2 separate regions of the Homo sapiens genome follow, and region 2 is linked to region 1. Evidence: chromatin contacts called from ENCODE Hi-C or POLR2A ChIA-PET data. All regions are on one chromosome and are shown on one strand. Each heading gives the region's core, a stretch centred on a gene start or an enhancer-like site at or near the end of the contact. The rest is flanking DNA. Distances are from core to core; before and after follow the strand shown.

Region 1 (7,622 bases), core at 2,361-4,860:
AAAAGTCTATTTATTTTTCACATAACATATTAGTGCCCAGAAATCCCTATTCCTGAGGTCATTATTCCAACCACCATTTGGTTCTTTCCTTCCCAAGCCCTGGCCCATAATGGTCTCCATATCACCATCTCCATATCACCATATCCCTATTCTGCCCTGACTCATGTTATTTTCTCCAAAAACTCTTAAAATTCAATCGTAAAAAATAGAAGGTAGGCCGGGCGTGGTGGCTCACACCTGCAATCCCATCATTTTGGGAGGCTGAGGTGGTCAGATCACAAGGTCAGGAGTTTGAGACCAGCCTGGCCAACATGGTGAAACCCCAACTCTACTAAAAATACAAAAGAAAATTAGCCAGTGTGGTGGCAGGTGCCTGTAATCCCAGCTACTCAGGAGGCTGAGGCAGGAGAATCGCTTGAACCCGGGAGGCAAAGGTTGCAGTGAGCCAAGATCATGCCACTGCACTCCAGCCTGAGTGACAGAGCAAGGCTCCATCTCAAAAAAAAAAAAAAAAAAAAAAAAAAAGAGAGAGAGAATCGCTTGAATGAACCTAGGGGGCAGAGATTGCAGTGATTCAAGATCCCACCATTCCAGCTTGGGAGACAGAATGAGACTCTGTCTCAAACAAACAAAAAAAAGAGTTGTCAAATCAAACACGTAAGATTTGTAGGTTTTACAACTGGGCATGGTGGCTCACACCTGTAATCCTACCACTTTGGGAGGCGGAGGTGGGTGGATCACCTGAGGTCAGGAGTTCGAGACCAGCCTGGCCAACAGGGTGAAACCCTGTCTCTACTAAAAATTAAAAAATTAGCTGGGTATGGTGGTGCACGCCTGTAATCCTAGCTACTTGGGAGGCTGAGGTGGGAGGATTGCTTTAATCTGGGAGGTGGAGGTTGCAGTGAGTCAAGATAGCATCACTGCACTCCAGCCTGGGCAACAGAGGGAGACTGTCTCAAAAAAAAGAAAGAAAATAAGTTTTACATATCCAACCTAAAATAAAAGGAAAGTACAGGGCAAAGAGTACATTCATTTCAGATAAAATTATATTTATGAGTTTATACCTCTATTAATGTCCAGTCCCCTACTGAAAGCTGCCCCCTCCTTCGGTTGTTCTCCCCTCACCTCTGCCCCGTCTCCATGACATTTGTCCATTAGCCATTTTTTAGCCATCATGAGAGGTGATGTAATGGAAAAAGCACCAACCTTAGAGCCAGAACTGCATTCAAATCCTAGCTGCCATTTAGTTGCTGAGTGCCCATATGTTTCTTGGTCTCTCTCAGCCTTCCTTTCCTCAACTAGAAAATGGGTTAGCCTGAGGGGCTGCTCAGCCCACAGCCCCTCAGGCTCCAGTCTTAGAAGGCTGGACGAAGGCAGGGACGGGCGCAGAATGGGGACAGAGACTGAGTCCGTTCTGACATAGAAGTAGCAACAAGAACAAAAGCAGGGACACAGGCAGGTACCTAGTCTACTCAGTTGGGCCAGGGAACCTCATTATTTTTTACCTCAACCTGTGAGACCAACTCACATAAATGGTCCCACTAAAGGTCTGGAAGTGCTCAGAGGATGAGATTCACAGGCTTCTTCTCCCAGAAGGGCCAGAAGGCAGCCCTGTGGCCCTGGAGTTGGAGTGTAGGAGAGCTGGTGGTAAGAGCTGGGGAAATGGCTGCTCAGAGCCACCATGGCCAGACAAAGGCAGCTCCTAGCCTATGATTTAGGGGACAGGTCTCCTGGTAAGGTGTGGCCACTAGAGAAGTTTGCCCAAATCACGTTGCACACTTCTGGACCTCAGCTACTCCACCAAAAACTGGATCAGGTTGGATCTGAGCAATCTGACATCAAAAACGTTCTCAGGAGTTTCCCAATACATAGAGGAGATAAAGGAAGAACAGAACTGGTTCTGTCTGAAATAAGATAGGGAAGGGGCCAGAGCCCTGTCCTCTAGGTTCCCCTCCCCTACCATGGTGGCCCTTGAGGCAGGATGCCGGGCCTTACAGGACAGAGTTGAAACTTCTGGACTGGGCAATCCCTAGGGACTCGTTCAGCTCTGCCTTATTCAGTCATTGAGCACCTGTTACATGTAAATGAGATAACTTAGATCCACATGCTGCCCCCATCTGGTAGAGGAGGCAAAATTCACCCAGATGTAACTCCGAAAGAGGTAGAAAGTGCCTGATGTAGTCAAAGAAGCACAGAAATGCAGCAGAATAACCCTGTCCTCCACACCCCCCACTCCCAGAGCCCTCCTTCGCCATGCACTTGCATTTCCTTACTCAGAGACTGGAAGGAAGGTCTCCAGTAGTATCCTTATTTCACAATCGGGGAAACTGAGGCTCTGTCTGGGAAGGTGGTTCCTTACTGGCAGCAAGCGGCAGGCCAGGGCTGCACCCTACATCTCCTGCTTCCTCAGACACGCCTGTTTCCAGGTAAAGGAAGGAGGCAGCCCGGCCTGCTCAGGAGCCCGAAGGAGTGCAAAGGAAGAGCAAAGCCTCAAAACACCTGCCTCGGGTCTCGGTTCCTTCCTGCCGGAGGAGCGGCTCTCACACCCTCCGCGCCTCCCAGTCCCTCCCGGCCGCCACAGCGGGAAGATCGAGGAATCTCAAATCCCTCTGCTTCTCTGGCTCTTTGCGCGCTGACATTTTTTTCTTCTTCTTTTTACTGTTTTTTTTTTTTTTACTTTCTTCAAGAGTTTGTGCAATCATTGTGTTTAGCCGTTTTCCTGCCATTTCCAAACGCGGGGTGGTGTCCTTTTCGAGTAGGAGCAAGGTTTGAAGAGTTGGAGGAAACTCCCGCCTCCCATCGCCCCAGTGCTGCAGGCACCCCGGATGCCAAAGTTAGTGTCGGAAACTTTCCCCATGCTGGGCGTCTGACTGAGTCCTCGGCTCTCCGAAGCTCTCTGACATCTCCCTCTCTATTCCCTTCCTCCTTGGGGTTCCTGCGACCCTCACTTTATCCCCCCACTCCCAGATTCCCCTTCCCAGAGGCGCGCCCTTCCTATCTTGTCCTGGGCAAGAGCCATTCCTCTGTCCTGCCCCACAGGCAAGGACAGACCCCTCACTCACTGCGACTTACTTGGTCGCATCCTGTGTCCCCTGCGTCTCCCCTCTCTTCCCCCACCCCAACCCCGCGGACCCGTGGGGGAACCTCAGCTTGCAGCTCTTCAGGCTCCAGTCTTGGAAGGCTGGACAGAGGGAGGGACGGCCACAGGATGGGGACAGAGGGACAGAAACTGGGTCCGATTTGGCACCGAGGTAGCGACAAGAACAAAAGCAGGGACACAGGCAGGGCAGACACCGGGCAGCGCCGGAGCAGCGGCCCGCCTCCACTCCCTCACCACCCTCTCCCAAGCGCGGAGCCCCCCGTCCGTGTCCTGCTCGTGGCCTCCGGGGACCTGGGCGGCTCCCCGCGGGACCCACCTGATCCGCAGAACCAGGGCGCCGAGGGCCGGCGCGCGGTGAGCTGGGCTGAGCAGGACCGCGCCCAGCTCCCGGCCCCGGCGAAGCCCTACGCGCTCTGATCAGCCACCGCGCCGCCTCCGCCCGAGCGGAGGCGCGTCCTCCCGCCCGTGGGCCGGCCGGCCGGGCTTCTGCTCTGGGCAGAGCGCAGCGGGTAGGGGCGCGAGGAGCCGGCGAGCGCTGACAGCGGGCTGCGCCAAGCCGGTCCCCGCCCCGGACACAGACAGCTGGAAGGCCGGCGAGCGAGTGCGTGAGTGAGAGTGTGTGTGTGCCGGGGAGGCGGATAAAATCCCCGGTGAGAGTGGCTGGGCCTCTTTTGCCTTCTCGGGCCTGCACGTGGTGGTGGTGGTGTAGGTGATAGAGCAGGAACCCCGGGCGTTGGAGGATGGGGTGGGGTCTGTGCTGTGCTGCTGGGAGGGGCTGCGCTGCGCTGGCGCACGGCCAAACTCTGGGAAACTCAGAGCCTTGGAGATCTGATCCACCGTTTGTTTCCCGAGGAAGGAAGAGCGCGAATGTAGACAGCGGCAGGCCGGGGCTGGAGTCGCTCTTGCGAGAGTCCTGAGCTCTGGAAGTGAGGGCTGGGCGTTGGGCACCTGGTTCAGGGTCTGCCCGCGTTTGCGCACTGACTTCATGATCTGTGAGCCCAGAGTGTCTCAAACGGGGCTCTAAGGCAGCCCCTAGGCTGTGGAATAACTCTTTAGTAGAATTATGTAGAAAGGAATCCAAACATTCGATTTCAGAGTGTGCGCTTCTGTGCCCAGTGTGGCAGCAATTCACTCAGAGAGTTGCTGTGGCCACAACTGGCTGCCCTCAGTTCTCTTGTCTTATACTGATAGCGACAAGGTCTTCTCACTCCCGCTCATATCAATCTACTTTACAGGTGGAAAAGTCAGAACTTCATTTTGCCATTTGCCGTTGAACGTCATTTTCATAGACTAAGAAATTCGCTTCTTAAATAATTCGGCCGGGCGCGGTGGCTCACGCCTGTAATCCCAGCACTTTGGGAGGCCGAGGTGGGCGGATTGCTTGAGCTCAGGATTTCCAGACCAGCTTGGGCAACGTGGCGAAACCCCGTCTCTACAGAATATAGAAAAATTCCCCAGGCCTGGTGGCGTGCACCTGTAATCCCAGCTACTCGGGAGGCTGGAGACTGAGAAAGAAAAGAAAAAATAAAAAATAAATACAAATAAAAATCAAACTGCCAGGCCAGGCGAGGTGGTTCTAGCTTGTAATCCCAGCAGTTTGGGAGGCCAAGATGGGTGGATTACCTGAGGTCGGGAGTTCGAGAGTAGCCTGGCCAACATGGTAAAACCCTGTCTCTACTAAAAATACAAAAAATTAGCTGGGCATGGTGGCACACGCCTATAATCCCAGCTACTTGGGAGCCTGAGGCAGGAGAATCACTTGAACCCAGGAGGTGGAGGTTGAAGTGAGCCGAGATTGCGCCACTGCACTGCAGCCTGGGTGACAGAGCGAAACTCAGTCTTAAATGAATAGACAAACAAACAAACAAAAAAATCAAACTGCCATGAAAACTACTTTACCCAAAATTTTAGTTCACAGCCTTCATTGGATTATCTATTGGGGCAAACAAAGTAAAACCAGCGAGCTTGTATTGCTATCTCATGGCTACAGTTCCAAGCTATTGGATCTTTGTTTGTGTCGGTATATACATGTCTAGATGTGTTTATTTGTAGGTACACTTACTGTTATATCTTGTGCCTACCAAATTGGCATATAAATAAAAGAGTGCTCATAAATTAACTAAATAAGTCTAAGCAATTTTCAAGTTCATATGACTTAAGTATAACTTTAATAAACAGGCTGGTTTTAAAATTATTGGTAAAATAGAAATGCTTTCAGAATTGTCAGCATACATTTTTGTCTGGACTTTATATTTGTCTCTGCTAAATACTTTGAGGTGTCAGAGTTTGGCATAGAAGGTTATAAAACTATAAACCCAGCCAAAACAAAATGATCTTGGTTTGCGTGCTTTTTTTTTTTTTTTGACAAATGAGAGTTAATTTAATACTATTAGCTAAATCTTCTGAGTTGTTGGCAAAAATAGCTATGTATTTAACTTTGATATCCTTCCTTATGTTTAGGTGAGCACCTGATGCTCACTGGCTATTAAAAACATGGTTAGGCCGGGCACAGTGGCTCACGCCTGTAATCCCAGCACTTTGGGAAGCCGAGGTGGGCGGATCACTTGAAGTCAGGAGTTCAAGACCAGCCTGACCTCCACCTACTGGGTTCAAGGGATTCTCCTGCCTCAGCCTCCTGAGTAGCTGGGACTACAGGCACATGCCACCATGCCCAGTTAATTCTTTTATTTTTAGTAGAGACAGGGTTTCACCGTGTTAGCCAGGATGGTCTCAATCTCCTGACCTCGTGATCTGCCTGCCTCAGCCTCCCAAAGTGCTGGGATTACAGGCATGAGCCACTGGAATATTCTTAATTCATGGCAATGTGTTTGTTTGCATACAGTCGAGCAGCATCATTTGGGCCGCTCAAGGAGAAAGAACCCAGAAACCTAACATGCCAACAATAGGGTAAGAATTTCTTTCTTTTTTTTTTTTTTTTGAGATGGAGTCTCGCCCTGTCACCCAGGCTGGAGTGCAATGGTGTGATCTCGGCTCACTGCAACCTCTGCCGCCTAGGTTCAAGTGATTCTCCTGCCTCAGCCTCCGGAGTAGCTGAGATTACAGGTACCTGCCACCACACCCGGCTACTTTTTGTAGTTTTTAGTAGAGGTGGGTTTCACCATCTTGGCCAGGCTGGTCTTGAACTCCTGACCTCGTGATCCACCCACCTCGGCCTCCCAAAGTGCTGGGATTACAAGTGTGAGCCACCGCGCTGGCCTAGGGTAAGAATTTCCTACCAGTTGGACTTCTGGCCCCTCTCTCTCTCTCTGCAAACTGGTTGAATGACTTATAAAAGATTATAATAATTCATGACAATGCAAATTTTTGTAAACCTTTTACATGTTTGGTAGCCTTCCCAGGATCACATTTCAGTTCTGAGGTTGTCTTTTTTTTTTTTTTTCCTTTGGGACAGAGTCTCGCTCTATGGCCCAGGCTGGAGTGCAGTGGCATGATCTTGGCTCACTGCAACCTCCGCCTTTCATTTTCATTACATCTCTGCTTTTGTTGCTTCATTTTTTCCTTGCTTTGTTTCTGCATTTTTGTCCAATTCTTTGCTCAGAATGCCAAGAACCTACACACCCTCCACCGGTAACACTTCCTTTTTTTTTGATATGGAGTTTCGCTCTTGTTGCCCAGGCTGGAGAGCACTGGCTCGATCTCAGCTCACTGTAACCTCCACTTCCCGGGTTCAAGTGATTCTCCTGCCCCAGCCTCCTGAGTAGCTGGGATTATAGTTGTATGCCACCATGCCTGGCTAATTTTTGCATTTTTAGTAGAGACGGGGTTTCGCCATGTTGGCCAGGCTGGTCTCAAACTCCTGACCTCAGGTGATCTGTCCACCTTGACCTCCCACAGTGCTGTGATTACAGGCTTGAGCCACCACGCCTGGCCTAACACTTCTGTTAAGCCCACCTGGAGCCTACTACTGGTAGGCCCTCCCCAGTGACTTGGATAACCACCTCTTGCATTTCTTGCATTTCCTCTTCCCATCCTCTCTCACCCTGTCCTCCCTCTGTCCTCCCCTTTCTTCCTCAGATTCTCCATGTCAGAAACACCAAGGTGAGGTGGCCTCTGGCAGGCAGGGTTTGGAATGCACTTCCAGAATGTTCTTGGCAGGGAAAATGCCCTCCTTGAGATCTTGGTGGGGAAGAGAAATGTCAGTAACAGTGAGCTGGGAGGCAGGGGGAGGATCGATTTCCCCAAAGTCTGATGAGCCTTTTTCACAGAAATACCAGATAAAGGAAGTGCAAAACTTCCACAGAACTAGAAAAACACACAGCCCAGGAACCCTGAGAGATGGCCAGTCCCAGCCCTCAATTTATAGATGAGGAAACGAGATCCAGATGGCAGTGACTTCCTCACAATCACAAGCTTGGCATTTGCAGAGCTAGGTTTTGTTCCCATAGCTCTCTCACTTGCTTCTCAGCCCCACGCAGGTGGGGAAACTCCTAGGTCTTGGGGGCCTGGGGGGAGGTGTTTTAAAGAAATTCCCAGGAGTGGTAAGGTTGGTCCGGAGAAGCAG
Region 2 (7,622 bases), core at 1,350-3,849, 140 kb after region 1:
TGCTGACCCTAAGGGCTGGGGCCAGGACACCCCCTCCCCTGCCCTCACCTCCTCTGCCCAGCTTTCCCTTAGCAAGGCCTCCTCTGGCCCCTCCAGCATAGACTCCCACCCCCCAGGAAGGGTCAAACACAAACTCCATCTCATTCCAACACCTGGTGCCGTCTAACCCCGTTCTTTTCCTCCAGGAGTTCCCAGGGTCGGGAAGGTGCAGTGAATGAGACAGGCCTCAGAGAGTGACACTGGGAGCTCCACTTGGGTTTCTAAGTCTCAGAGCAGGAAGTGTCTAGACCAGCGTCCCACTGTGAGTGAGCGCTGGAGCCTCCCTGAAGAGGAATGCGGTGGGCAAGGTGGTGTGACAAAGGTGGGGTCTTTGAACGTGGGATTTTGCAGGAGCAGCTTCACCTCTGGGCCTGCTCACACTGGGGCTGATACTTGGGGTCCTGGAATTCCATATGCACTTTCCCCTAGACCCTTTCGGGGGGCTCCCCAACCCTGCTCAGCTTCCCTCTCTCCCAGACTGAGGGGTTCCAGCTGCTCCGGGCAGTGGGAGCCCACTGATGCCGGAGAATAAATTTGCTGTTTTGTAGAGCATGTGGATGCATATTTGGGGGGCTTAATCTTCTTAATAAATTGTTCTCAAATTGTGCACTATTAAACTCCTGAAAAATTCATGAGCACGCTGGGAATAGAGACCTCATCGGGAAGGTTTGACATGAACAATACAATAAACGCAGCTTCTAAATTGGGTCAGGGAAGCCTTCGAGGCCCAGAGAGAGGACATTCCCGCTTGACCCTCCCCAGGCCTATAAATTAATCATGTGCACAAAGAGGGCCTTGTTCTCTCTTGTCAGAGCCAGGGGTTGTGTCTTTGCCCACTGACCCCACCCCCCCTACCAAACCACCTCTGCTGCAAACAGAGTGCCTGGTGAGGCCGTTCAGCGTCTGTGCTTTGTTATTCCTGTGTCTCCAAAGCAAGGTGGGTGTACGTTTCAGCAAGAGAGATGTAGGTTAGATAGGAGGAAGAACTTCCTGGCTGACTGTGGGGTGGTGTGAAATCCTGGAATGGGCTGCTCTGGGAACTCGAGGAGACTCTTTTCATTAGGCTTTTAAGACCTGGCAGGCTCTATCCCCCTTGGTGCTCTCAGACCATTGCCCAGAGACAGCAGTGACCAGGACAGACATTGCCCCAGGGTTTGGCCACAGGAGCTGGCCTGGATGTGCCTCATTCTGGACCGTTGTGGGAGATTTAAGGCTCAGCTAAGGGGACATCAGGACAGCATCCTCCAGGCCCAAACCCTCACCATAGTCTAAGTACATGGCATTTGGATAAGGGAAGTCAAGTTAGGTCTCTGCCATGGGTCTGGGGCTGCTGCTCTCTTCCTCAACACCCTCAGCCTCTTGGAGTCCTATTCAAAGGCTTGGCCCAGATGCCACCTCCTCTGTGAAGCCTTTCTTGATTTCTCCCTGCCCTGTCAGTCAAAATTAGTTACTTCCTCCCTTGTGGTCCCTCTGCCTTGGGCCCTTGTTCGAGACTCTCTGTGGAAGCCTATGTGTCCCACCAGACTGTCAGCTCTCTGAGGACAGGGACTGTGTCAGAGCCCTCTCAGGACACAAAGGGACACAGTTCTTGAAGGGTCCTCCAGAGACCATGCCATGACTTGCATTGGTTTTCACATGCCAACTCCTAGGAAGGGTCCCCTATGCACCCCGGGGTAGGAGCTGAATGGCCTGGCTTCCCAATGACAACATGGGAATCCTGTGCTTTTAAGACAGGAGTAGGGCCAGAAAGAGGAGAGATGGAGGAGGCAGAGGCCCCGGCCGGCCACACTTGACCCCGCCTTTACTCTCTTAGTTCTGACATTTCACAAGCCTTTGTTTTTTTCTGAATCTGCTCAAAGTCCTTCAACCCTGCAGGTCTTTGGAGGAGGGTGAAATGGCCACCCTTAGTGTACACAGGAGCCCCACCCTGAGCCACTGTGGCCCCAGGTGTCCCCTTGTGCCTAGAAAGCAGCCTCACTCCAGCACAAGCCTGGGCAGGTGCAGCCTCGGTGCGCAGTTTGGAAGGGGTGACGCGCAGGTCTGAGAATGGGTGGGCAGTGGGGGTGGAGTTCACTGTCAGCGCCAAAGAGGAAGTGGGGAGGCCCTCGTGGGAGTGTGGAAGAGGAGCACCTTTCTCTGGGGAGAGCACTTCCGGGAGATGTAACTGGGTAGCCTACCCAGACCCCTGGCCCTGGTGGTCTAGCCTCTAAAGGAAGCAGATGATAGCAATAGGAGAAGGCAGTGGACAGCCCCATTGGTCCTGCCCCCACCCCAGCCACCACCTGTGGCTAGGCTGGGAGGAAGCTGCTCTTCCACTCCCACCCTCACCCCGTGGGCTCGGCTGCTCCCTGCTGACTTGCACCTCAGAGGCACCCCCAGCCCCCTCAGCCAGAACAGCCAACACCAGGCAGGTTTGATGCCTGATACCATGGGGCCCTGTGTGCCAGTGCGGCCCACCCAGCCTCAGACCTGTGTATATGTGTGTGTGTGTGCGCGTGCGTGTGTATGTGTGTGTGCATGTGCGTGTATGTCTATGTGCGAAGGGGAAGCTTGGCAGAGGGTGGCTATGGAGTGGAGGGGGCTGGAGAGGCCAGGCCTCCGTGTGGCCGGTCAATGCCTCAGGAGGTCAGCAGGTGGAGAAAGAGAGCCGTGTGTGGGGTCAAGGAGACCCTGGGGCTGTTCATTGGACAGCACTAATTCAATGCCTAAAAATAACCTCGGACCTGGTAGGGCACTTCAGAAATTTCCAGGCTCTTTCAGACCCCCCACAAACTCATTTCAGTCTCCAACATCTTGTGAGGAAGTTAATTCCATCCTTATTTTACCACCAGGAGCACCAAGTTCTAGAGTAAATCTGTGAAGGGCTCACAGTTAGTTGGTGGTAGAGCTGAAACTGGAACTCTGGTCTCTCTGGCCATAGGTTCAGGGCCACCTCCTGTGGACCTACTGTGTGCTTAGCCCCGTGCAGGGCCTGGGCATGGAAACGGAGTGAAGGAGGCACTGGCTTTGCTGCCAACATGGCCTGTCTGCAGGGAAGAAGGCCACCTGAGAGAGAGGTTAGGAAGCACCAGGGCAACCACAGGAAGGAGGGGCGCTGAGATGGGAGCGAGGCCTTGGACAAGAAAGGATATCCAGAGCTAGAGAGGGTGGGGCTTGAGGGTGGAGGCCATTCAAACACAAAGCACTCTGGGTGAAGACAAGACAGTGGGGAGCGGGTTTTGGCCCAGCCCCACGCAGAGCCTTAAAGACGCAGCCATGGGCATCCCCTGCAGGGCCTGGCAGGCAGTCTGCCCAGGAGAGTCACATTTGTGGGACCCTGCTGCAGAGGACCTTCCCAAGGGACAGTCCCCTGTTTAGATGTCTTTTTTGGGGGGGGGTCTGGGGGATGGAGTCTTGCTCTGTCTCCCCAGGCTGGAGTGCAGTGGCACGATCTCGGCTCACTGCAACCTCTGCCTCCCAGGTTCAAGTGATTCTCGTGTCTCAGCCTCTTGAGTAGCTGGGACTACAGGTACATGCCACCATGCCCAGCTAATTTTTTGTATTTTTTTTTAGTAGAGATGGGTTTTGCCATGTTGCCCAGGCTGGTTTCGAGTTCCTGAGCTCAGGCAAACCACCTGCCTCGGCCTCCCAAAGTGCTAGGATTACAGGCGTGAGCCACGGTGCCCAGCCTCAGATGTCTTTTGGGGGTGGAACCAGGGCTGCACTGCAGAGGTCACCCCCCTACCCCTGGCCCTGTCACTCTCCATCCTCTTCCTCCTGGCCAGACCTCCTGCTCTGGCCTGCTTTTATTCTCCTTTTAGCATAAGATGGCAAAGTGACTGAGAAGAAGGAAACAATCAAAGGAAGAGAAGTGGTTGCCACGGAAACTATAAAGTGGAAGCAGAAACTTTCAGGAGCAGGAGGGAGGAGGGAAGCAGACCTGGTGGCTGGGTGGGAGGAGAGGCGGGAGGCCTGGCCTGGGCTAGCCTGGAGTGCCCCTACGCCCAGTTCTCGCTGCTCTCCCCAGCTGAGCAACGCTGGGATCTGTGCTCTCGGGAGCAGGAGGGCCGTCTGGTTTCTCCCAAGTCTGGGCAGGAGGTGGCTGGTACGAGAGTGAGGTAAGCAGCTTGGCCTGTGGGTGCATGGGGCTGAGGAGGAGCCCTGTCTTCTGCCCAGATCCCCACATTGTTCTGAACCGCCAGTCCCATGTCAGCCTGGAGGAGTCTTTGCATGTCTTTACACCACGTCTTGATTCCTCCGTTCTAACAAGCCAAAATGACACGGTGCAGGACTGGGCAGTTTACCAGGCAGCTTCCTGAGTGCAGTCTCATTCAAGTCTTGTGACAGTTCTGGGAGGATAGTATTCAGATTCTACAGAGTGGGGAGTTTGGGCCCAGAGAGGTTAGGGAACTTGCCCTAGGTCACAGAGCTGAGAACCCCCAGGGGTAGGATTTATCCCCTGGACTGTCAGATCCTAAAGCCTTGAGCTCTCTTTTCCTTCTGGACACTTTGTTTTGTAATGCAGGGCTCTGCATGAAGCCATGAGTTCTCTGTAGCCTCCAGCCCCTTCTCATCCTTCATTCCAGTAAGACTTTCCCCCAGGGAGCTGCTATTTGCTTCCTGGAGGAGCCTAGGGAAATTTAGTGTCTCTGAGGCTTGATTTCCCCATCTGCAAAATGGGCATAATAGCACCTTTTCCCTCTGAAGGCTTTTGTGAGGATGCAATGAGACAATTCAAGTCAAGCACTGGGTGCAGTGCCTGGCACAGAGGATACCCTTGAACTCTCTGCTGGCTGAGCCTAGCAAGCACCCGTGGAGTGGGCAGGGCTGGGGCAACCTCCCTATATTTCAGAGAAGCCACTTCGTCCGTGAAACGGTTCCGATGGGTTCCTGCCTTGCTCGGGGAATTGGAAAGGTAGATTGAGATCATGGCTGTGGAGCCTTGAAACCACTGAGTCTGGTGGGGGAAGAAGCAGGGTCTCCCCTGCTGTAAAACTGGCCACTAGAGCTCCAGTGGACATTGAGACGTCTCAGCCAATGGTCTCTCTGTTGGAGGAAGGGAGGGGAGAGGGATTGGGACCCTGCCCAGTTAGCCCCTGAGTAGGAGGCTCAGACCTGCTGAAGGTTTGGGTCTGAAATGACCCCTTGGAATTCCGCGTTGCCTGCCCCCGAATTGCAGCCAAGCTTTAGATTTCTCCCGGGAGAGGCCCAGCCAGTCAAATGTATTATTAAATGGCAGAGAGGCCGAGCGCTGCATGTGAAAGATAATGGGGGAATTTATATGATGGGCTATAAATCACAGAATGAGAAGCCCTGCAACCTGTGGGGAGGAAAATTAAGAAGTCCTGAGCAGTGACTTGTTTGGGGTGGGGGCGGAAGGCATTTGGCCCTGTTTTGCTGTGAGCCTGGCAGGTTCATGATGCACGAGGCCCAGGGGTCCGAGGGGCTCTGATGTGCACACTTCCTATGTACTCAATGGTGACACCCCCCTCCCCCCATTGGCAGCTGCTGTGTGACAATGCCAAGCTGGGCACTGGGTTATGACCTCAGGGAGAGCAGTGTGCCAGGAGAGACAGATGTGAGATGAATCATCAAAAAATATGCAGTCGGCCCTCCGAATCTATGGGTTCTGCATCTGTGGATTCAACCAACCAAGGATTGAAGATAGAAAAAAATTGCATCTGTACTGAACATGTACAGACTTTTTCTTGTCATCATTACCTAAACAATACAACTATCTCCATAGCATTTACATTGTATTAGCTATAAGTATTCTAGAGATGATTTAAAGTATACAGGAGGGTATGCATATGCTATATTTTAATGTCAGGGACTTGAGCGTGCTTGGATTTTGGTATCTGATTGGATTTTGGTATCCTGGATCCAATACCCCTGGGATACCGAGAGACGCCTGTATGGCACTGCACAAAGCAGTGGGCTCCCTGGAGGAAAGGCGCAGGGAGCTCAGAGAGAGTGTTGCAGGAGGGCTGTGGAGGAGGCGGTGAATTGAGAGAGGGGAGTGGTGGTTTTTCTGGAAAGGAAGAGTGAATGCGAGTCAGCCAGGTGGCTCAAGAGAGCTGTGGCAGGGAAGGTGAGCCAGAAAGAGTGGCCAAAGGCCAGCAGGGCCAGGGCAGCTAGGGCAGGGGCTGTGTTTCAGATTTCACTCTGGCTGTTTTATGGAGAACCACACTGAGGAGGCAGCGGAGGATTTGGGGGGACAGTTCGGGGGGATGGAGGTCCCCAAAGGTAGAGATGGCGATGCCCTGGTTCTGGGAGATGTCAATGAAGGTGATGAGGTGGACAGCCTCAAGCTGGAATTTGGAGCTCTGAAGAGCCCATTTCACAGAGCAGGCTCCAAGTCTACAAAGCCAGCCCCATGTCCTGTATCCTAGGAGGTGGGAATCATGGGAGCAAAGACACAAAGGAAAGAAGCAGTGAAGGGCTGGGGGCCAGGGTGGTTGGGGAAGGGATAGGAGTAGGGTGTGGTAAGAGGGAAGATAGGAGTAGGGCTGGGGCCATATCCACTGACCACTATCCTAGGCTAGGACTAGAGTCAAGGCTGTGTGGGATTGAATCCTGTCTCTGCCACTAATCAACTCTTGTGCCTGTAAAATGGGAGAGTAACAGGATTCACTGCTTTTGGTCATTAGAAGGACTTGCTGAATTGACACTGCCTGACAAAGGGGAAGCACTGAATTGGGATTAAGTATGCACTGAGTGGCCTTGGGCAACTCTGCCCTCTCTGAGCTTTGCTTTCTTCTAGCAGGTCTCTGCAAACCCTCTAGGCCAAAGTCCTCTAATCTCCCTGTGCTAGCAGTGTGCAGCTCCCGAGGGTGGTCAGAGCACAGCGGCAAGCTGGCTGTATTGCCTCAGATGGGACCGTGTCCCTCTCTGCCCTGTAAGGGGATACCATGCCTATCAGAGCTGTAAGGGGATATTTTAATCAGCCCAGGACCTGCTGAGGTCAGAGGGCATAGGGACCAGAACAAAGAATGCCAGTCACGGCTGCTGCCTGGCCCTAGATGACCTGCTGGGCCCCAGAATCCAGACCACATGGGGAGCCTGCGGAGGGAGGTGGAAGCTGGGGGCCTCACTGTGGGTCAGGCACTGTTCAAACTGGGTGTTCTCCATTTTGGGCCTCAGTTTGCCCATCTGTACCATGAGGTTTATAACCCCTCCCTGCCTGCAGCACATGGGGTGCTGAAAAAAAGGAACAGGCTGCAGTTTGGACAAAGCAGATTCAGGTCTTTATTGGGGGCTGTGGTCTCAAAGCCTGAGAGAGAGCAACAGGTGGGCGAGTGAGGCTCAGTGCGGCCCACGGATGACCTGCTTTGGAATCACCTGTGGGACCACTGCCCGCTGATGAAAAATGCAGACTCCTGGGCTGTTCCCCAGACTGGCTAACTTAGACTCTGCCCGGTGGGCCCAAGTGTCTGCACTTTAACCCACATCCCAGGGGACTGGAATGTCTCGAAGTCCAAGATCTGAAGTTCTGGGCATCCCCTTCCTTGCATCAGGGGAACAGGGGCCCAGAGGGCATGGGGTCGGCTGGCCCAAGTTGCTTAGGAGACTGGAATCCTATGCCATGCCACTCAGGGGTCCTT

What was found. Hi-C counts contacts between places; a loop is a spot of excess contacts on that map. ChIA-PET counts read pairs that join two places held with the same protein, here RNA polymerase II (POLR2A). Pooled maps may share reads with other maps.
Region 2: a pooled map shows a loop between it and region 1 (2.1-fold over the local background). The contact joins the enhancer-like site here to the promoter of GGTA1 in region 1. A Hi-C loop is called at or near these places in 1 of 50 pooled maps. POLR2A ChIA-PET finds 5 or more read pairs at or near these places in 2 of 52 experiments (AG04449 and activated naive CD4-positive, alpha-beta T cell).

What each region holds. Positions count from the first base shown.
Region 1 is chr9:121,496,234-121,503,855 of GRCh38, forward strand. It overlaps GGTA1 (glycoprotein alpha-galactosyltransferase 1 (inactive)), which reads right to left and starts at 3,611. Exons shown (of 6, transcript NM_001382585.1): 1 at 3,417-3,611. RefSeq lists silencers at 1,917-2,211, 3,561-3,660.
Region 2 is chr9:121,632,500-121,640,121 of GRCh38, forward strand. It overlaps a transcript of DAB2IP not described here. Among named protein-coding and RNA genes, the nearest start is that of DAB2IP, 15 kb to the right of the region's middle. RefSeq lists enhancers at 1,869-2,531, 2,658-2,727. Within about 2 kb of position 2,600, at least 6 of the 41 ENCODE cell types and tissues checked have a DNase peak (open chromatin) inside an H3K27ac peak, as active enhancers do.